Regions from separate parts of the Homo sapiens genome. Here all the other regions are linked to region 2. Evidence: chromatin loops called from intact Hi-C (ENCODE). Cell type or tissue: heart right ventricle. All regions are shown on one strand. Links, peaks and the distances in the headings refer to the core of each region. The heading gives the core; the rest is flanking DNA. Region 1 overlaps SYN2 (synapsin II). Region 2 has its middle 39 kb from the start of TMEM40. Region 3 overlaps RAF1 (Raf-1 proto-oncogene, serine/threonine kinase). Region 4 overlaps MKRN2 (makorin ring finger protein 2).

What was found. A loop is a pair of places that touch in the nucleus more often than their neighbours do. Peaks named below come from ENCODE experiments on the same cell type or tissue, not always from the same donor. Only the 100,000 strongest peaks of a DNase experiment are listed, where the experiment ranks them.
Region 1: it touches region 2 in a loop (18-fold over the local background); 30 of 110 quality-filtered maps call a loop at or near these places.
Region 3: a loop joins it to region 2, with 1.9 times the contacts of the local background. A loop is called at or near these places in 17 of 110 quality-filtered maps.
Region 4: it touches region 2 in a loop (2.3-fold over the local background); 19 of 110 quality-filtered maps call a loop at or near these places.

The regions. Positions count from the first base shown.
Region 1 is chr3:12,132,305-12,137,854 of GRCh38, forward strand. The region is part of intron 1 of SYN2 (synapsin II); the gene reads left to right. Among named protein-coding and RNA genes, the nearest start is that of TIMP4, 24 kb to the right of the region's middle. RefSeq lists a silencer at 2,785-3,079. In heart right ventricle, for the core only: CTCF peaks have their summits at 2,910 (motif pointing right) and 3,116; a DNase peak (open chromatin) is centred at 2,917.
Region 2 is chr3:12,717,200-12,722,749 of GRCh38, forward strand. No RefSeq gene overlaps it. Among named protein-coding and RNA genes, the nearest start is that of TMEM40, 39 kb to the right of the region's middle. RefSeq lists an enhancer at 2,827-2,876. In heart right ventricle, for the core only: a CTCF peak has its summit at 3,053; a DNase peak (open chromatin) is centred at 2,992; H3K4me3 peaks cover 497 bases; H3K27ac peaks cover 301 bases.
Region 3 is chr3:12,592,504-12,598,053 of GRCh38, forward strand. The region is part of intron 10 of RAF1 (Raf-1 proto-oncogene, serine/threonine kinase); the gene reads right to left. Among named protein-coding and RNA genes, the nearest start is that of MKRN2, 38 kb to the left of the region's middle. In heart right ventricle, for the core only: no CTCF peak of the experiment used is centred there; no DNase peak of the experiment used is centred there; H3K27ac peaks cover 1,086 bases.
Region 4 is chr3:12,560,399-12,565,948 of GRCh38, forward strand. All of the region lies in intron 1 of MKRN2 (makorin ring finger protein 2), which reads left to right. It also overlaps a transcript of MKRN2OS not described here. Among named protein-coding and RNA genes, the nearest start is that of MKRN2, 6.1 kb to the left of the region's middle. RefSeq lists enhancers at 374-553, 734-823. In heart right ventricle, for the core only: a CTCF peak has its summit at 2,662 (motif pointing right); no DNase peak of the experiment used is centred there; H3K27ac peaks cover 3,251 bases.

The DNA.
Region 1 (5,550 bases), core at 1,067-5,066, 580 kb before region 2:
TCTCTAAACTTGATCATCAAAAGAGTTGGAATTTAATTTGACTAGCTCTGCCACCTTCTAACTGCTACCTTTAAGCAAGTCAGTTAATTCATCTGAGCCTCATTTTTCTATAAAACCAGTAACATTAAGATGACATTCTTGTAAGAGGCATATTGTGAGGATTAATTTGGGTGATCTGAGATGAGTGATTTGATTTGTGTAGGGTCACTCAGTGTTTGTTTTTTCTTTCCCTCCTCCTCCACACCCATGTGTTGCCTTTGTATCTTTACAGACTGAAGACGACTCATTATTTTAGCTTTACTAAAATCAGAGTCATTTCATTTTGTTCTGTTTTTCTCTGGACCATTTCTACTTTCATCATGTCACTTTTGTCCAGATAAGTGGACCTAATATGCTGTATCATAAATAGGAAAGCATTACAGCTTGTACAAGATGGGGTTAGGGCATGAGTAGCCCTTTATGTTGGGTTTCCATAAGCTTTCTAGTGATAACTAACATTTTTTTACCTTTCATTCTATCTTTTTGGTTTTTGCCTGTTACAGCTCACAGGACTGTCTTCAGGAAACAATTTTCTGTCATTCCAGGTTCCTTTACCAGATTGTAGTTGAGCATTCCAGTTCATGATCCTCTGATAAGATTATTTCCCCTGAATGTGTTTTCTTACACTTAGGCACATTAAAACTCCTCTGCCACTTTTCTGCCCACGTCCACATCTTCTTTCAGTTTACCCCTAATCATCTTGGCATTTTAATCCCTGGAAGAGCTGAATGCCATCTGTAACCTTGGCAATTTCCCCATGCACTCTCTTCCACATCATTTATATGAATGTTAACTAAGACACCATGCAGCTTGCTCTCTATCTAAGAAGTGCCTTACTTGCAGAGCATTTGATATAACAATTTAATCAGTGAATTAATATCAAGGACCAGCCACAGAATGTTGCCTTTATCTGGGAAAGTATTCATGTCTTCCTGTTCTTTGTTTCTTATTCTGAACCAAACCAATGATCCATAACAGAAATTTCTCCAGGTACTGAAAGTTTTATGGTCCATAAATTAGATAACAAATCCAAATTTGAGTTGAGAACCCCTTCAATGTAAAGCCTGACTGTTTGAGGTCTTATTTATGTCTCTGTTCCAGAACATCTACAGTGGGAGTTCTATAAAGTGTTATGTCATTTCATTAAATCTGATTTTTTAAATGTCGTTGTCATTTCCCAGCTAGCTACTAAGCTCCTAGACCTAATCAATCAAGTGATTAATTGAATTGTCAGGTGAATGCTGTGCAATAGGTATTGGCCTGCCAAGTGCCAGTAAAATAGAAAATTCTGAAGTCTAATTACTACACTGGCTTCTGAAATGATCTTAAGCACTGATTCATTCCCTTCAGTCTTCTCCACATTCCAGAGAAAGCAGCCTCTCAGATCTTAGGCATATCTGACTGTATGATCTCTCTGCTTAAAATCTTTCAGTATTTTCTGAGACAGTTGGGAAAACTTGAATACAGACTCAGTAAAGATGTTAATAAAATTAATTTTGTTTGGTGAGACAATGGCATGGCACTTATATTTTAAAAGTCATTATCCTAGAATATTGGCAAATTAATACAGATGAAGTAGATTAGAGATTACCTGGGACTGAGGGGAGAGGGGAATGGGCACTTATTGCTTATTGGCTACAGAGTTTTTGTTTGGGATGATGAAAAGTTTTGAAAAATAGATAGTGGTGGTGGTTGCACGACATTGTGAATACCATTGAAGTGTATACGTAAAAGTGGTTAAAATGGAAAATGTTGTTATGTCTGTTTTGCCACTGTAAATCATAAAAATAACAGTCATTAACAGAATGCTTAAAAATTGACAGGATAAATGACATGATGTTTGGGACTTACTTTAAAATACTCAAACCGTAGTCTCAACAACAAAAACAGTGAGGGTAATAGATGAAAAAGATTGGTAAAATGTTGATGATTATTGTGGATATTTCTGCAGTGAAAAGTTGTAAAAAATCATTTGGAGATTAGCCCTCAAGTTCCAGAGACTCCACCTGACATTTAAAGCCCTTTGCTCTGCCACTTCCCTGCCTTGGGAACCTCTGGTCTTCACTGTTCAGCCAGCAGTGTGCTGGGCCCCTGTAGTGCCCAGAGCCTCACCCAAGCTTCTGTGCGTTTGCCCTTACATTTCAATTCTGCATCTTCCTTCCTATGTGGCTAATTCCTACTCATTCTTTAAGACTCAGTTCAGTCTCTTTGGAGCATTCATGGACTTCTCCAGGCAGGGAGAATGGCTCCCTCCTTTGGGTTCCCATAATGCTGTGCTTGTATGTCTACTGCAGTTGATACCCTGAATTATAATCTTTTATTTTTGTTTCTGTCTCTCCACTGACTTATGAGGTAGAGGAAACTTGCTTTCCACTGTACATCCTCCTGGACTATATGAAACTTTTATTATTGTTTTAGTTGTGTGCTTAAATTTTTTTTTAAAGGAAAAGATTAAAAGGTAGAAATGTGAGTGCTAGATGTAAATCTGAAGAGTTGAGTGGGAACTTAGCAGTGACCCCCATGTAGATATTGGCGTCCTTTTGTAGACTCTGCTTTCTGTACTTTGTTATCACTAATGGTTGCCAATTTTTATAGTTCCAGCACCTACCACTGGATGCTCAGTAAATTTTTGCTGAATTTAGTGACAAACCACGGCGTTTCTTTCTACAAGTTGCAAAAGCCAGCTATCCAGCTTCTTTGAGGGAGGGAAGTGGATGCATACTTGTTAGAAGAGACAGTTAATGTTTGGGTATGGTTTTTCAGAGCAGCAAATAAGCAGCTGGAGGGATACCCCTGTGCCAGTAGAGTCTGTGGCTATTCAGCCAGTGCAGTGAGTGGTGAGCTGTGACTGCAATCAGCTGCAGTACTCATCTTGCCAGTGGGTGGCGGCCGGCGCTCACAAACTTGCACCAGGACAGGAAGGCATGATTTTTACCCTAACAGTGTAGGTGGGGAAATAGGAATCTCCTACTATTTCTAGTTTATTTTCTAACTTCTTGAAGCCTTCAGATGTTTGGTTGAAAGAACAAGGCCTGAGTCAGAGTCAGTAAGAGCTAGAAACTAGCACCTTGTTAAAGGTAAATGTCTAGACCAGTGCTAGATATTTACTAGGTGCTGGACTGTTTACAGAGCTCTGGGAAGTCTTTTCCTCCCTAAATGCCTTCTGGAGTATGTGAATCCATCTTCAGTGCTGTCATCTTCTAGCCTGAGATTTGATCCTTATGCAAATTCCAGTCATCCTGGGAGGATTTATACTCTAGGCTCTTTCAGGTCCATTAGCTCCAATATAGACAGAGATTGAAAACAGATTTTCATGTGGAGGAGGAGAGGAAGGAAAGAACTTGACCCTCAGGATTGACACATGTGAGAAGAAGATGGCAGGGCCTGCAGAAATAGGCTCTGTCCTGAGGGTGCTGTCTTCTGGTTTTCTCCAGTGGTCCAGCCCAAACCACCACTCCTAACATCCCAGTCAATAAGCAAGTCCTGATTGTGAGGCCACTAAGTCACAGCTCTGTGAAGGATTTGGAAATTTATGGATATAATGATTATATTTGTACAGGCCTAGAGCATATAATCAAACAATAAGACATAATCAGTATTTAAAATCAAAAATTTTCTGAAAAATCCAAGACTCACATATGGATCATCCCTGCTCTGAAGCATTGTTACATAATCTAGTGGTCTGAGGCGTAGGTGGGGGAGCAGTGTCTGATTATTAGACAACCGACTTTGAAAGGTGGTATCAGATGATGATGCTGTGAGCCAAATATCATGAGCAGACAATAAATGTGATGAAAGTTCAGAAAAGGAAGAAGCCATGTTGGCTGTAGTCATATTAAAATAGCATAAATGTTTGCTGCTTTTTGCTAACAGTGCTTCATATTTGCATAAATTTCAGCATTTCCAAAACTTTCATGTCATCTGATTTCATTAAATCTTCACAACCACCTGTGAGCCAAACATTATTAAATGAGGTAAAATACATAAAACACTTAGAATAGTGCCTAGTACATCACAGGTGTTCACTATTAAGATCACCATTAGCCCTATTTTATAAATGACACAACTAAGACTCAGAGACGCATTATTTGCCCAAAGTCACACAGCTGAAAAGTGGTAGAAGTAGGCCTGAACCTAGCTTCCCTGGCTTCTATTTCTAGAACTCTTTCTCCATTATCCAATGCATAAAAGAGGGCGTATTTAAGCTAGGCTTGCCTGGGTTGGGCCAAGTTTTGTGGGGGCGTTAGGAGAGAAGTCTCTGAAATCATATTCCTCAGCCTCACAAGCCCTAGTTGTTAGGTGGATGGGAATTGATGAAGGTATTCACTTCCTTGAGTAACAAGAGTTAAATCTAGAAGCTTCTGCTCATTTTAGCAATAAGGGGAGATGGTTCATTACCTGGTCCATCAAGGAAGCTGCAAGCCATTAAACTTACATAGATCCTCAGCTGCTAGGCTTGTTAAGAAAAATGTTACAATAGGGGGAAATTGACAACACAGGCACTACAGATATTTTTAGTCTGTGTTTCAAGGATGTACATGTTGGGTTCTGTTTAGGATTGAGCACAAGGGGATGAATTTAGATTTATGTGACAAGACTGCCAATCAGAAAGTTCATATTGGTGGGGCATGGTGACTCACTCCTATCATCCCAGCACTTTCAGAGTCCAAGGCAGGAGGATTGCTTGAGCCCAGGGGTTCAAGAACAGCCTGGACAACATAGTGAAACCTTGTCTGTACAAAAAAAATTTAAAAATTAGCCTGGCGTGGTGGCATGTGCCTGTAGTTCCAGTTACTCTGGAGGCTGAGGCAGGAGGATCACTGGAGCTCAGGCAGTCGAGGCTACAGTGAGCTATGATTGCACCACTGCACTCTAGCCCGCGCAACAGAGCAAGATCCTGTCTCAAAAAAAAAAAAAAAAAAGTCCGTACTGGGCATCTTATCTGTTCCTATCTTATGCAAGGGACTGTGTGGGAAAACTAAGGGAAGTAGAGTAGTTTTCCCAGACTTTCAAATGCTGGTAAGAGTGGTATCATCTTTTTCTTGGGTGGGGGACAGTTTGGGAATATTAGTAAAAACCGTAACTGTGTCTGTTCCTTGTACCAGCACTTCTGTCATAAATTATTCATCCTGTGGATATATTTTTAAATGTAAGCCATTGTAGCACTGTTTGTAATACCAAAAGCAAGAAACTAGAAATCTAATGTGCTCACCAATATATAATGCCAATGCCAATACATGTTTACCAATAAAATACTGTATGTCCTTCAAATGGAATTTCATGCAACTATTAAAAAGGAAGAGGCCCATCAATATGTGCTGAAAGCATATCACTAAGATATATTTTTAAGTGCAAAAAACAAAAGTTTAAAAAAATTTATGTAGCATGCCATATGTATGTGTTTGAAGCATATATGTATGCAGGTATAGCCACACATTTTTTCCCCTCCACTGGAAGTATATGCTTATAATTGATAATGGGAAGTATATGTGATAAGAGAGGAATGGGAAA
Region 2 (5,550 bases), core at 640-4,639:
ATATATGTGTATATGTGTATATATGTATATATGTGTATATGTGTATATATGTATATATGTGTATATATGTATATAAGTGTATATATGTATATATATGTGTATGTGTGTGTGTGTGTGTATATATATATATTTTTTTTTTTGTTTTTAGAAGACAAGTCTCATTCTGTCACCCAGGCCGAAGTTGCAGTGGCAGGATCACAGTTCACTGCAGCCTTGAACTCCTGGGTGCAAGTAATCCTCCCATCTCAGCCTCTGGAGTAGCTGCGACTACTGGCATGCATCACCACACCCAGCTAATTTTTTTTTTATATTTTTTGTAGAGACAGGGTTTGGCCATGTTACCAAGGCTGGTCTTGAACTCCTGACCTTAAGTGATCCACCCACTTCAGCCTCCCAAAGTATTGGGATTATAGGCGTGAGCCACCATGCCCAGCCACACCCAGGTAATTTTCAAAATTTTTGCAGTCATCATTTTTTTAAAAAGGAGACATTCAGGTTACTTAATAGAGTTGTGCCCTTGATCACCCATTTCCCTTAGTTGTTTCCAATTTTTCACCAACATAAATAATGCTGCCACCAATATTTGCACATACACCTTTTCCTAAATTTCAAATTATGTCCTTAGGATAGATTCCCAGAACCTGGGTTGCTGGATCAAAGGGTAGGAACATTTTTATGGCTTCTGCTGGGTGTTGCCAGACTGCTCTCCCGATGAGTGGCTACTGGTTTATGCTGCCGTTAGCGTCGTACAAGACTGCCAGTTTCCACTAGGCCTTCCTAGTGTGAGGTATTATGATTGAAAATAGTTTTGCTATTTTAATGAGAAAATAAACTACCTCTCCATTGTTTTAACTTTCTTTGGTTATGAGAGACAATTTTTTTTTTTTTTTGAGACAGAGTCTCGCTGTGTCGCCCAGGCTGAAGTGCAGTGGCACGATCTCAGCTCACTGCAACCTACACCTCCCGGGTTCCCTCAGCCCCCCAAGTAGCTGGGACTACAGGTGCCAGCCACCACGCCCGGCTAATTTTTGTATTTTTAGTAGAGATGGGGTTTCACTATGTTGGCCAGGCTGGTCTTTTTTTTTTTTTTTTTTTTTTTTTTTTTTTTGAGACGGAGTCTTGCTCTGTGGCCCAGGCTGGAGTGCAATGGCACGATCTCTGCTCACTGCAAGCTCCGCCTCCCGGGTTCACGCCATTCTCCTGCCTCAGCCTCCCGAGTAGCTGGGACTACAGGCGTGCGCCACCTTGCCCGGCTAATTTTTTGTATTTTTAGTAGAGACGGGGTTTCACCGTATTCGCCAGGATGGTCTTGATCTCCTGACCTCGTGATCCACCCGCCTCGGCCTCCCAAAATGCTGGGATTACAGGCATGAGCCACCGCGCCCGGCCCCAGGCTGGTCTTGAACTCCTGATCTCATGATCTGCCTGCCTCAGCCTCCCAAAGTCCTGGATTACAGGCATGAGAGACAATTAACAGCTTCCCCCACCCCTTAAAAATAAGCTAGTTAAGGCCGGGCGCGGTGGCTCACGCCTGTAATCCCAGCACTTTGGGAGGCCGAGGCGGGTGGATCACGAGGTCAGGAGATCGAGACCATCCTGGGTAACACGGTGAAACCCTGTCTCTACTAAAAATGCAAAAAATTAGCCGGACGCGGTGGCGGGCACCTGTAGTCCCAGCTACTCGGGAGGCTGAGGCAGGAGAATGGCGTGAACCCGGGAGGTGGAGCTTGCAGTGAGCCGAGATAGCGCCACTGCACTCCAGCCTGAGCGACAGAGCGAGACTCCGCCTCAAAAAAAAAAAAAAAAAAAAGCTAGTTAATACTTCTTCTTTAGTAAATTGGATTGGGAGGAAAGCTCTGGCATGCTCACAGTTTAACCTCTCTAAGCCTCAGTTTCTTCATCTCCAAAATGGAGTGGTACCAAAGTGATTGTAAAGTCAAGTGAGATAAAGTCTGGGGTAACTTCTTTTAACAGTGTAGGTATTCATTACCATAATCCCACTCAGCCTCAAATTTACCTAATATTTACCTGTGTATCATAAAACCTTCTGCTTTGTCAATAATCTTTTTTTTTTCCCCTTTTGAAACGGGGTCTCACTTTGTCACCCATGCTGGAGTTCAGCGGCATGATCTTGGCTCACTTCAACCTCCACCTCCCGGGTTCAAGTGATTCTCCTGCCTCAGCCTTCTGAGAGTAGCTGGGATTATAGGCGCGCACCACCACGCCCAGCTAATTTTTGTATTTTTAGTAGAGACGGGGTTTTGCCATGTTGGCCCGGCTGGTCTTGAATTCCTGACCTCAGGTGATCTGCCCTCGGCCTCCCAAAATACTGGGATTACAGATGTGAGCCACCATGACCGGCCAGCAATCTTGAAAACTTCCACCGCATCCCAAATCTTGAAAAACCTCTCTCTCTTTGTGTGCGTATGAGACAGAGAGAGAGGAGTGAGAGACAGAGGAGAGAGAGAGGAGAGAGAGGAGTGAGAGACAGAGGAGAAGGAGAGAGGAGAGAGGAGAGAGAGAGAGACAGAGAGAGACAGAGACAGAGAGAGAGACAGACAGAGAGAGAGAGAGACCTGAGGTCTTAGAAGACCTGAGGTCTTAGAAGGCTGGAGGCAAGGTCCCTCCTTTCCATTCTTTAATTTCCTCCGTTTTTCGAGGGAAACACTACGACTTGTTTGGAGTCTTACGGATAAGAGCCCTCTGTTACTAATGATATTAATAATGGCATCTGTTAATGAGGACGTCGTTATTATCTAACATTGGCAGGAGAAGAAAGCTCCGCGGCACAAGGGAGCAACCTCTCGTGTTCTGCAGACCCGATTTCGCATTTGGGAGAAGAGCTCTACTCCCCACAAAAGTCAGTGACACTCCAGACCCTGCAGAGACGCCTCCAGGGTGCGAAGTGGACTCTGGCCGACCTGTCAGGGGCAGCAGCCAGAATCCATCAGTTAACCACTCTGAAGGAAGTTTCTGCTTCAACGTTTTCCCCGTTGCTAGGAAACACTGCTTTGCCGCTGCTCATTGGTTAGCGCCCCCTCTTGTGTCTATGCCCTGTAATAGCACCCACAGTTGAGCAAACAGTAAAGACTAACACATGATTTAAATCGTCTTTATTGTGAAATATAACATACAGAAAAGTATCTAGGATATACATACAGCTTGGAAAATAGATATTGTGTATCTATTGTGTAACCACCACCTACAAAAACAAAGCATTGCCAGCGCATTAGACACTGGCCCTGCTTCTCTCCCTCCTTCTCCCCAGCAGGTGTTTATCTTTTCACTTTCCTTACAGTTTTATTACCTGTATGTATGTATCCTTTTTTAATATTTTATTTTCTTTGTTTTCTGGCTGCTCCTCCAATTTGCCCTGCTTGTTTCTGCCTCAGGGGCTTCGTACTTGCTATTCCTTCTGCCTGAAACACTTTTCCTCCAGACAGCCGCATAGCTAGTCCTTCACTTCCTTTGCCCAACGTCATCTTTTCAGTGAGCACTTCCCCAGCACTCCCTGTCCCCTGCTTTTTTTTTTTTTTTTTTTTTTTTGACACTGAGTTTCACTCTTGTCACCCAGGCTGGAGTGCTCACTGCAACTTCCACCTCCTGGGTTCAAGCGATTCTCCTGCCTCAGCCTTTCAAGTAGCTGGAATTACAGCCACCCACCACCATGCCCACCTAATTATTGTAGTTTTAGTAGAGACAGGGTTTCACCGTGTTGGCCAGGCTGGTCTCAAACTCCTGACCTCAGGTGATCCACCTTCCTCGGCCTCTCAAAGTGCTGGGATTACAGGCGTGAGCCACTGTGCCCAGCCCCCTCTTCTTACATAGCACTTAGCACCCTCTGACACATTTTTCTTACCTCCATCTTCCTCCACTAGAGTTGAAGCTACAACAGAGTTTCTCAGCTTCAGCACTATTGCCGTCTGAGGCTGGAGAATTCATTGTTATGGAGGCCTAGCCCGTGCACTGCAGGGCATTTGGGAGTATCCCTGGCCTTTACAAACCAGATGCCAGTTGCGCCCTCCTCACCATGGTTGTGACAACTAAAAGTGTCTCCAGGCATTGCCAAATGTTCCCTGGTTGGTGGTGCGGCAGGATGGTGGCCAGGGCAAAAATCACCTCACTGAGAATTGCTAAGACTTTGGGCTGGCTTTGTTTACCCCTTGTCTAAAACACAGTCAGGTAGCCAGTAAGTGTTTACTCATCTCAGTCTCAGCAGAGCCTGGCACACAGAGTGAAGTCTCAATAGAAGTTTGATGAATGAGGCCGGGTGCCATGGTTCATGCCTATAATCCTAGCACTTTGGGAGGCCGAGGTGGGCGGATTGCCTGAGCTCAGGAGTTTGAGACCAGCCTGGGCTACATGGTGAAACACCATCTCTACTAAAATACAAAAAATTAGCCAGGCATGGTGGTGCGTGCCTGTAGTCCAAGCTACTCAAGAGACTGAGGTAGGAGAACCGCTTGAACCCGGGAGGCGGAGGTTTCAGTGAGCCGAGACCATGCCACTGCACTCCAGCCTGGGTGACAGAGCGAGACTCTGTCTCAAAAAAAAAGTTTGATGAATGACTAAATGACTGACTGAATGAATAAGTGACTGATTGAATGAGTGACTAAATGACTCACTGAATGAGTGATACAGTGACCTCAAGGGTTGACAGCTGCCTTTGAATCTTACCAAATTATTTCCTTTAGTTTTTACTCCAACCAAAGAGTGTTGGTGTGGGAAATTCATCAAGAATATAGGCTTGAGGTCAATTGAAAGGAACCTTGCCTATAATCCCAGCACTTTGGGAGGCCGAGGCAGGCGGATCAACTGAGGTCAGGAGTTCGAGACCAGCCTGACCAACATGGTGAAACCCCATCTCTACTTAAAATACAAAAATTAGCTGGGCGTGGTGGTGTGTGCCTGTAATCCTAGCTACTCGGGAGGCTGAGACAGGAGACTTGCTTGAACCCAGGAGGCGAAGGTTGCAGTGAGCCAAGATCACACCACTGCACTTCAGCCTGGACAACAGAACAAGGCTCAGTTTCAAAAAAAAAAGAAAAGAAAAGAAAAAGAAAGAAAGGGATCTTGTCAAGGTTCCCCTGGGACACCTTTCTTAGCCAAATAACTTGAAAAAGTTTTCTACACTCCATGTCTACATGTTTCTACTCCCTCACCAACTAGGCTCGCTCACTTGACTCCACCCTGAACTCTGCCCTTAGCACTCCCCTGAAACTGCTCTGGATCAAGTCACCAGTGGCTTCCTTGTTATGAAACCCATCAGCACTGCAAAGATGGAGTAACAGAGACTGGGTTTGCCTCCCACTGGAAACAACTAAAAATCGGACAACACATGTGAAACAACCATTTTTAGACATTGGACATCAGACAGTGGAAGGCTGTGACCCCCAGAGAGGGGAAGCAAACGATGTGAGTTCCACAGTTGCCCTGGTCTACAGGCTGCAGTGCAGAGAAGGTGCTACAGACTGAAGTGTGTCCCCCACATTCATACCCTGAAGCCCTGACTCCCAATGTAGCTGTATTCGGAGATGGGGCCTATGAGGA
Region 3 (5,550 bases), core at 757-4,756, 120 kb before region 2:
ATCTTCACAGACAACAAGCTGAGAAGTTTAGTCACTTGCCCAAGGTCATACAGCCAAAAAACAAAGAACGCTGCAGCCAGGATCAAAACCCCAGTCTGACTCCAATTGCTATTCTACCTATAACACTGACAACTGATTGTCAAGCACTGTAAAACCAGCCTCTTGATATAACTTTAGACACATCCAGGGATCCATTCCACTTTAGAGTGCTATAAATTTAAAAGCCACTTTTTTTTTTTTTTTTTTTTTTGAGACAGAGTCTCGCTCAGTCACCCAGGCTGGAGTGCAGTGGTGTGATCTGGGCTCACTGCAAGCTCCACCTCCCAGGTTCACGCCATTCTCCTGCCTCAGCCTCCCGAGTAGCTGGGACTACAGGCACCCGCCACCACGTCTGGCTAATTTTTTGTGTGTGTTTTTAGTAGAGACGGGGTTTCACCATGTTAGCCAGGATGGTCTCGATCTCCTGACCTTGTGAGGCCTCCCACCTCGGCCTCCCAAAGTGCTGGGATTACAGGTATGAGCCACCGTGCCTGGCCAAAAGCCACTTTCAAAAGTGTTTCTGGAGCCTCTCTGTTGGAGCCTTCCTCCTTCCTTTTTTTTTTTTTGAGATGGAGACTCGCTCTGTTACCTAGGCTGGAATGCAGTGGCACAATCTTGGCTCACTGCAACCTCCGCAAGCGATTCTCCTGCCTCAGCCTCCCGAGTAGCTGGGATTACAGGCATGCTCCACCATGCCCAACTAATTTTTGTATTTTTGGGTGGAGATGGGGTTTCACCATGTTGCCCAGGCTGGTCTCAAACTCCTGACCTCAAATGATCTGCCTGCCTCGGCCTCCTGGAGTGCTGGGATTACAAGCGTAAGCCACCCCACCCAGCCCTCCCCATTTCATTTTTGGGAAGAAAATTGGTAGAGAGATGGTCCTCACGATAGGCCCAAACTGTCTCCCTGTGATCTCTGGTTTTATCATCTAAAGTTTCAACGAGTCCCCATGTTTTAACAGCAGCCTCCAAAGTGGCTCTCATCCAGTTAACCTGCACATGTGTTTGCCATGGGCTGCCGGTGAAGGTGCTGTTGACTGGATGGGAGAGATCCACACTATGTTTGGAGCTACCTTCTATCTAGAAAAATGGATCCATATGGGACACCATATGGGAAACGTGTATAACCAGCCCTGAGTAGGAGGACAACAATCATTTGCATAAGTGTCCATTCTGGTACAGTTGGAGCCAAGACAGGAGTGCTGGAACAGAAGGGGAGTTCCCCAAGATGGGGGAGTAAATCCTTTTTTTTTTTTTTTTTTTCTTTTTTAGAGATGGGGCCTCACTATGTTGCCCAGGCTGGCCTCAAACTCCTGGGCTCAAGCAATCTTCCAACCTCAGCCTTCCAAGCAGCTGGGACTACAGGTGCCTAAGTAAATCTCTTTTCAAAGAGAATACAGAAAGGTTTTCTGAAGGAAATGGGCTATAAACCAAGGGAAGGATTTTAGTAAATAGGACAGAGAATGTTTCAGACTGGGCACATCAGAAATAAAGGTGAGGTGAGGGGGATGAGAGAAACCTGAGCTGTGTTTAGTAAACTCTAGGGTAGGATTTGGACACCTGTAGGAGAGAAAGAGGGAGACCAGAGAGGAATCTGCTGCAATAGCTCAGGAAAGGTACAAGAAGAATGGTTGACTGTGGGGACTCAGAAAGAAGGGATGAAGGTAAGAAATCCTGTGAAGGTAAACTGACCCAATGAGGCAGTCAACTGAGTGGAAGTGCTGGGAAAATGGCCAACGCTATGACCCAGGCTCCAGGACCCAGAAAAGGGCAGAGCCTTTAACGGGAGGGGACAGGACAGGGCTAGGGGTTCAGGCATGTGGCTTGGGAGATGCTGGATGATCGCTCAGGGGGAACTGCTTCTAAGGACCTTCCTATTTCATGGACCTCGTTTTGTAGTCCATTCCCTTTCTTATAGCTCTCCTCTGGGCATGCTCTAGTTGTCACTGAACCCACCCTTTGGTGTCACCTGTTCTGGCCCTAATCAGTAATATAACCTCAGAATTCAGAGCCAAGCCCACGCAGTGACTTACTCTGACCTTGCAGTCGGCTGAACTTCCTTGGCAGTTTCCACACACGTTATCATTAAGCCACATCTTCCCCCTCCAGTTCTACTTTTTGGAACAATGAATATGACTTATCTCTGTTAAAAGGTGATCTTTTCTTTTTTCCATCATCCTAGCCAGTTGAACTCTTCTCGCTTTTCTAAATCCTCACTACTATGCAAATACATATCACACCTCTGATTAAGTCACTGATGGGAAGACTGAACAGGGTCAACCAAAGACAGTGCCCATGGTACTTGCAGGGATCCATCTGCCAGCCAGCTCTCGTTAACACAGTTATGGTAACAGATTATTTGCAATTTCTTATGAAATCCAGAAGGAATGTTCTATACTGCAGCATTCCCCTCATTTACATATAAATAACCCAAGGACTGCCATGAAAGGGATTCATTCAGTCTGCTAGGATCAATGAGCAAACATTATAGGAAAACGGATTTCAACTCTAATAAAGAACTATTCCATGCCCTCCCCTCGCCCCACTCTGGCTCTTGCTCTGTCACCGAGGCTGGAGTGCAGCAGCACCATCACGGCTCACTGCAGCCTCAAACTCCTGGGCTCAAGGGATCCTCCCACCTCAGCCTCCCAAGTAACTGGGACTACAATACAGGTGTGCATCACCACGCCCACCTAATTTTTAAAATTTTTTGTAGAGACAAGGGTCTCATGTTGCCCAGGCTGGTCTCAAATTCCTGACTTCAAGTGATTCTCCCACCTCAGCCTCCTAAAGTGTTGGGGTTATAGATGTGGGCCACTGCACCCAATCAAACTATTTTCTACTAGTAGGAACTACCTGGAGTTAGAATGGGCTCTCAGACAGATAATGAGCTCTCTCATCACACTCATTTTCAAACAAAGGCTTGCCAAACCTCCTAAAGGTCTCGTACAACCCCAGATCCCATTTAACCCAAATGATAGTCTTTACAGGACCCTAAAACACCCTACCACTGGACCTCACTCCTATTAGTATACCTCTCACTCACTCTAAATGAAGCCATAAGATCTCCTTGAGTTCTCGGAGCAGGCCAGGTGAGTGGTCCACTTTGCACTTGATGTTACTGCTTCCCTAGATATCTGCACCACCCACCCTCGCCCTCCATGCAAATGCCACTTTCTTGGCAGATTCCTCCCTGACCAACCTATTAAAAACATTGAACTGGGACTGCCACTCCATATCTCCTTTCCTCCATTTTTCTCCTTAGCAATTACAGCATACTATATATTCTACTTTTCCTGTTTACTGTCTCCACTAGAATATAAACTCCTTAAGTTTCTTTTTTTTTTTTTGGACACAGGGTCTTGTTCTGTTGCCCAGGCTGGAGTGCAGTGGTGTTATCACGGCTCACTGCAGCCTCTATCTCCCAGGCTCAAGTGATCCTCCTGCCTCAGTTTCTCGAGTAGCGGGGACAACAGACACACAGCACCATGGTCAGCTAATTGTGTTTTAAGTAGAGACAGGGTCTCACTATGTTGTCCAGGCTGGTCTCGATCTCCTGGGCTAAAGTGATCCTCCCAACTCAGCCTCCCAAAGTGCTAGGGATTACAGGTGTGAACCACCACACCTGGCCTATAGAAAGAATTTTTCTTTCTTTTTTTTTTTTTTTTTTGAGATAGAGTCTCGTTCTGTCGCCCAGGCTGGAGTGCTGTGGTATGATCTTGGCTCACTGCAACCTCGCCTCCTGGGTTCAAGCAATTCTCCTGCCTTAGCCTCCTAAGTAGCTGGGATTACAGGCGCATGCCATCACACCCGGCTAATTTTTTTATTTTTAGTGGAGACAGGGTTTCACCATGTCGGTCAGGCTGGTCTTGAACTCCTGACCTCAAATGATCTCCCTGCCTTGGCCTCCCAAAGTGCTGGGATTACAGGCATGAGCCACCGCACCCAGCCTTGATGCCAAATTTAATGCCCAAAAGGAGGTTGTGAGCTTTGGGCCTGACAGATGCTGCTTTAAATAAATATGTTGAGTTTTAAATCATGCACCTGAGGCTTCTGAGTTGCTTTGAGACCCTTTCTGCTTTACTTCCATAAGTGGGTGGGCTGAGTTAAAAAAATCTTCAATCAAAATCATGAAAACAGTTGTAATTTTTAAGATACTGAACAGATATACTGTATACAGGAACCAGAATATGGCGGAAAAAAGTATTGCACAAAACAATCTAGAAGTTATGTTTCCTGGACCACTCATTTTTCTTCTTCATTCATAGACCAGAGCTTGCTTTCTGAAAGCATGGCATAAAAGTCCACTGCTCCTCACTCCTCTGACTTTTGAGACTTTCTGACTTAAAAAACCTAGAATCTTTTTTTTTTTTTGAGACGGAGTCTCGCTCTGTCACCCAGGCTGAAGTGGAGTGGCACGATCTCGGCTCACTGTAAGCTCTGCCTCCCGGGTTCACGCCATTCTCCTGCCTCAGCCTCCAAAGTAGCTGGGACTACAGGCGCCCACCCCCACGCCCGGCTAATTTGTTGTATTTTTAGTAGAGACGGGGTTTCACCGTGTTAGCCAGGATGGTCTCAATCTACTGACCTCGTGATCCACCCACCTCGGCCTCCCAAAGTGCTGGGATTACAGGCGTGAGCCACCGCACCTGGCCTAAAAAACCTAGAATCTTAAAAACAAGTTATCTCCATTCTAATAGCAGTCTTTATGGAAGTAACACTGTAACAAATAATCTTTATCACAGTTTGAAAGCTCACTCTATTGAGAGAAGACAAAGCTCAGAAGCAGTACCACGTACCAATGCCTTGAAAAATTATGAATCCCCAAATGAAAGTGCGCAACCAGAGGAAAATTAAACTTGGGTACAACTTAAAACTTCATCCGCTGGCTTTTAGCTGGGGCTTTTAAAATGTGATATAAAAATGTTCTAATGCTAACAGAAGCAATAAATGCAATATCCATTGCTCTGCCTCCTACAACTACTAGCAGCCTTGTTATCTCAGACACAAGTGCTCTATCCCACAAAGTGCTTGTGTTCTTTCCTAAGGAATCCTGGAGATATTTATGCCATCTAAAATATTCTGCAACTGGCTGAGCACAGTGGCTCACACCTGCAATCCCAGTACTTTGGGAGGCCGAGGCAGGCGGATCGCTTGAGCTCATGATTTCGAGACCAGTCTAGGAAACATGGCGAAACCCCATCTCTACAAAAAATACAAAAATTAGCCGGGTGTGGTGGCATGTGCCTGTAGTCCTAGCTACTTGGGAGGCTGAGGCAGGAGGATGGCTAGCTTGAGCCCAGGAGGCAGAGACTGCAGTAAGCCAAGATTGTGCCACTACTCCAGCCTGGGCAACAGAGCCAGATCTTGTCTCTAAATACATATAAATAAATATTCTACAACAGTATCATTTCTCTGGGACCCAGGAGACAGCCCAGTAGTACATACTAGATGCAATTTTCTTTTCCTTTTTTTTTTTTTTTCTGAGACAGGGTCTTGCCCTTTCACCCA
Region 4 (5,550 bases), core at 798-4,797, 160 kb before region 2:
TTCCTTCCCCCTCAGTGGATCTGCTGTCACAAGGAGTATAGCCGTAAAATTTTAGCCTGTGAAAATATGTAGGAAAATGTAAAAAAAAAAAAAAAAAAAGACACTGAGGATGCAAATTACCTGTATACTTGGAAGTGATTTGCAAAAGCGTTTTGCTAAACAGGCAACATTCAAGGGCCTGTAAGAAACCAGATTGATTGTTTTGCTTAGCACTGCTGCTGCTGGAGCTGCTGGTGGTTCTGTGGCCAGCAGTGAACCTGATATGCTCTGCAGTGTATAATAGCCATACTGTCTGAAACAGTCTTTTGGGTTTACCCAGGGTAACACCCCTTTGGAGTGTCCCCCAGAAAGAACCTACCTGCTCTGAGTCTCCAGCTATGCACTTCACCCACCTAGTCGTCTCTCCCCTCCTCCAGTTCATGTCTCAGTCGTCTCTCTTGGAAGATATGAGGGGCGGTTTGTCCATCAGAAAGGTTGAGCAGTTGGAAATTCATTACAAAGCGCAACATGAAAGAGGCTTGGAGTAAGATCAGTATAACATAGATGGAGAGGAGTGACTATAAGCACATGACAGAGATGCCCCAAAGGACAAGCAGGATGTGCTCTAGGTGGCTTTGTGCTTGTCACTGGGGAGTGGAAATGGTGACATATGCTACAAAAATAGGACTGGGCTGACTTCACCTCTTACATAACTCTCATTTCATACTTTCCTTTCTTGAAGGCAGTGATGGTGGTCTAGAAATTATTTTTGAATCTGTTTAAATCTCAGCTCAGTCACTTACAGAAGTGAAGTGGCTTTTATGAAGTCACCAGCTTATAAATGGCAAAATTAACTAGAAGCTCTGGTTGGCAGTTAAATATTTGTATTTTAGTGGAAGAGATAATTAGTGCAGTTTGGAAGGCAAGTTTTCTGGATAGGACGTATGGAAGGCGGAGGTAGAATTATAAAAGGCATCCTTGCAGGAGACCACTACCTAAAAAAGTCTTTCTTCTTGTCTGCCTTGTTAACAAATAGTATCTGGTAGAGGGCCTGTGGTAGTCTTCCACCCTGGTTCTTTCAGGAAATTTTCTGTTCTAATTGCTTCAAAAGAAACAATACAGTATTGGCTGGTGCAGTGGCTCATTCCTATAATCCCAGCACTTGGGGAGGCTGAGGTAGGAAGATCACTTGAGCCCTGGAGTTTGAGACCAGCCTGGGCAACATAGCAAGATCCTGTCTCTACCCGAGAAAAGGAAAGAAACTATACAGTATTTATTCGATATCACTTTTGTTTAACTGCTTATGTTGCCACTTTGAACCTGTCCTCTTTCAGTATTTATGAGTTTACTAATCCTGATACCTCTTTGTCATTCAGACTTGGCTCTTGGCACTGACTTTTTTTTTTAAATTATTATACCTTCAAAGATTACCATGTCTGAGGACAATTGAAATATTGCAGTCTTGAGTAGCATTTCTCAAAAATAATTCTCAAACTGCTTAGATGTATACTCTACTTTTGTGTTTGGGATCTCCAAGACCACCCCAAATCCAGAGACTGTCTAGAACTAGGACAAGTGGGTCCCAGTATACAGCTGTATTCAAGGCTGAGATTATTACCATATCTAGTAAGGGGTCACAGCCAGATCATGATGGCAGAAGACATGGGGGGTCTGGAGGAGCCTGGGTGCAGGCTTCCTACATCTGTCCCTCCCTGAGAGGGCCACACAGCAATGAAAATGCAGCAACATGTGTCCAGGGAAGCCCATTAGGGATTCAGTGCCCAAGCTGGTCACATAGGCACCCTCTGCCTAGCATGAACCAAAATTCCAGACTCCCAGAAGGCAAGCAGGTTTTCAGCATGAACTACATTGTACATCAGTTTAGACACAGCGAGACACTCTCCATCATTTAGGGAAAATTTTGTATCTGTGTAGAGAACTGTTACTAGCCAAGTTCCCAGATGCCAGGCAAGGGGCAGCCTTGGAAGCAGACCTTCCTAAGGATAGCAGTCTCACATCTGCTGTGTAACTCTCTTCTGTGCATTTATAAAATCGGTATTGTAAATAACAGGAACTCTAAGTTTCTAACAAAAAGTTTCCCAGCTTCTGTTTGTGCTTTTTCTTTTTAAAAAATAAAACTTTAACAGCCTTATGGCAAATTACTGCACAATGTCTGATCTAGTGCAGTGGTCCCCAACCAGTCTATGGCCTTTTAGGAACCAGGCCACACAGCAGGAGGTGAGTAGTGGGCAAGTGAGCAAAGCTTTATCTGTGTTTATAGCCACTCCCCATCACTCACATTACCACCTGAGCTCCACCTCCTGTCAGATCAGCAGCAGCATTAGATTCTAATAGAAGCACTAACCCTATTGTCAGCTGTGCATGTGAGGGATCTACGTTGTGTGCTTCTTATGAGAATCTAATGCCTGATGAACTGTCACTGTCTCCCATGACCCCCAGATGGGACCATCTAGTTGCAGAAAAACAAGCTCAGTGTTCCACTGATTCTACACTATGGTGAGTTGTATACTTATTTCATTATATATTATAATAATAAAGTGCACAATAAATGTAATGTGCTTGAATCATCCTGAAACCATCCCCCATCCCCCCATTCCGTGGAAAAATTGTCTTCCATAAAACTGGTCCCTGGCTCCAAAAAGATTGGGGACTGCTGATCTAATGGTAGGCCACAAGAGGGTGTTTCCTGGGGAAAGCCTAGCTGACTACCTAGCAAAGGCTGTAGGATGGCACCATTGTATAGTCACTTAAGTCATGAGGTCCAGTTCTCATTTTGTAGGCTCAGAAATTTGATTCTGTTGGTGTACATAGAGGTGGCTCATACTAGCCAAACGCATGAGAGACTGACTTATATACTAGAATATCCTTTTATAATTTCCCTGGGAAAAAAATAAACTGTCAGGTAGGTCTGGTCAGCACTTCCTCTGCTTTTGGGGAGAGAAACAGGTGGAGAAGTCAGAGGTTTCTGATTGGGGCGGATGTGCAGCATGTTCACTAGTACCCTTTCTCTGGAGACACCAGCAGTCTGGGCCTCTCGGGCCTCCCTGGCATTCCTTGCATACCATTCCCTCCTGTTGTCTAGTTCTTTTTTTTTTTTTTTTTTTTTTCCTGAGACGGAGTCTCACTCTGTCGCCAGGCTGGAGTGCAGTGGCACGATCTCGGCTCACTGCAGCCTCCGCCTCCTGAGTTCAAGCGATTCTCATGCCTCAGCTTCCCGAGTAGCTGGGATTACAGGCACCTGCCACCATGCCCGGCTACTTTTTGTATTTTTAGTAGAGACGGGGTTTCACCATGTTGGCCAGGCTGGTCTTGAACTCCTGACCTCATGATCCGCCTGCCTCGGCCTCCCAAAGTGCTGGGATTACGGGTGTGAGCCACCACACCCGGCCAGAATCACCTTTCTTTTTAAGCTTGATTGTATGGATAGACCACATCTTGTTTATGCATTCGTCCATTAGCGCACGCTTGAGTTGCTTCCACCTTTTGGCTATTGTGAATAATGCTGGTATGAACACGGGTGTGCAAATGTTTGTTTGAGTCCCTACTTTGAAGTCTTCTATTTTTTTTGAAACAGATTCACTCTGTTGCCCAGGCTGGAGTGCAGTGGCGTGATCTTGGCTCACTGCAACCTCTCCCTCCCAGGTTCAAGTGATTCTCCTGCCTCGGCCCCCAAAGTAGCTGGGATTACAGGCGCCCACCACCACGCCCGGCTAATTTTTGTATTTTTAGTAGAGATGGGGTTTCACCATGTTGATCCGGCTGGTCTCAAATTCCTGACCTCAGGTGATCCACCCACCTCGGCCTCCCACAGTTCTGGGATTACAGGCGTGAGCCACTGGGCCTGGCCTGAATTATTTTGTGTCTATACCCAGAAGTGGAATTGCCGGATCATATGGTAAATATATTTTTAATTTTTTAAGGAACTTCCGTACTGTTTTTCTATAGAAGCTGCACCATTAGCTGTTTTATAATCTACTCTTCTCAGTTAATTGTGTTTAACTTTCCATATTAATAAATTTTCATTTTATACCTAGTCCATACTCACATTTATTTCAAAATATCTTTCAAAATATCTGGTTTCAAAAATGTCTTTTGTATCTGGTTTGTTGAAACCAGATTCTAGTCCAGAGGTAAGTATTGCATCTGGTTATGTCCCTTGTGTTCTGTCTGCTAACCTAGCATTGTCCCTTCCCTTTTTTCTCTTTTTTAACAGCTTTTTCTGAGGTATAACTTATATACCATAAAATTTACCTGTTTGAAGTGTACAGTGCAAAACTTTTTAATGAATTTACAAAGTTGTACAACCATCACCACAGTTAAATTTTAGGACATTTCTATCACCCCCAAAAGATCCCTTGTGCCCATTAACAGTCACCCTCACTTCTCTCCTCCCAACCCTAGGCAACCACTTAATCTACTTTTTGTCTCTGTAGATTTGCCTTTTCTGACATTGCATATAAATGGAATCATGCAACATGTGGTCTTTTGTGTCCAGCTTCTTTCACTCTGCGTAATGTTTTCAAGGTTCACCCATGTTGTAGTGTGTGCCAGTACTTCTTTCCTTTTTATGGCTGGATAAGAGCCCATTGTATGGATAAATCACATTTTCTCTGTCTGTTCATCAGTTGATGGACATTTGGATTGTTTCCACTTTTTGGCTGTTATGCATAGTGCTGCTTTGGACATTCATGTACAAGTATTTGTGTGGACATAGATTTTCATTTTCTTGGGTACATACCTAGGCGTAGAATTGTTGGGTCATATGGTAGATTTATGTTTACATTTTTTAAGAAACTGTCAAACTGTCTTCCAAACTCAGCCTCCTTTAGTTACATGGCACTTATAAAGACAGTAGGCCTAGGTCCCACGTACAGCCTCTTTTGTATTTATTTGGTTGTTTTCTCGAGATGTCTTTCATAGGTTGTCCCCAGTCTCCTGTATTTTCTATGAACTGGATGTTAGATCTGGAGTTTTGTGGATTCAAATTAATTGTTTCTGGCTAGAATACGTCATAGGTTGTTTTATACTTCATTTTGGGTCATATCAGCAGGTACATATTTAAGTTTTTTCCAAGTCGATTTTGGGTCCAGCATCATTTGTTGAAAAGATTCTTTCCCCAACTTACCTTTTTTTTTTTTTTTTTTTTTTTTTTTGGGAGACAGGGTCTCACTCTGTCACCCAGGCTAGAGTGCAGCAGCATGATCTTGGCTTATTGCAACCACTGCCTCCTGGGCTCAATCGATCCTCCTACCTCATCTTCCCAAGTAGCTGGGAGCACAGGTGCACGCTACCGTGCCTGGCTAATTTTTTGTATATTTTTTGGTAGAGACGAGGTTTCACCATGTTGCCCAGTCTCATCTCAAACTCCTGAGCTCAAGCAATCCACTCACCTTGGCCTCCCAAAGTGCTGGGATTACAGGCATGAGCCACTGCATGCGGCCTATGTGTGGTTCTATTTACAGGGTTTTTTGTTTGTTTTTTTGTTTGTTTTGAGACAGGGTCTTGCTTTGTCACCCAGGCTGGAGTACAGTGGTGCAAACAGAGCTCACT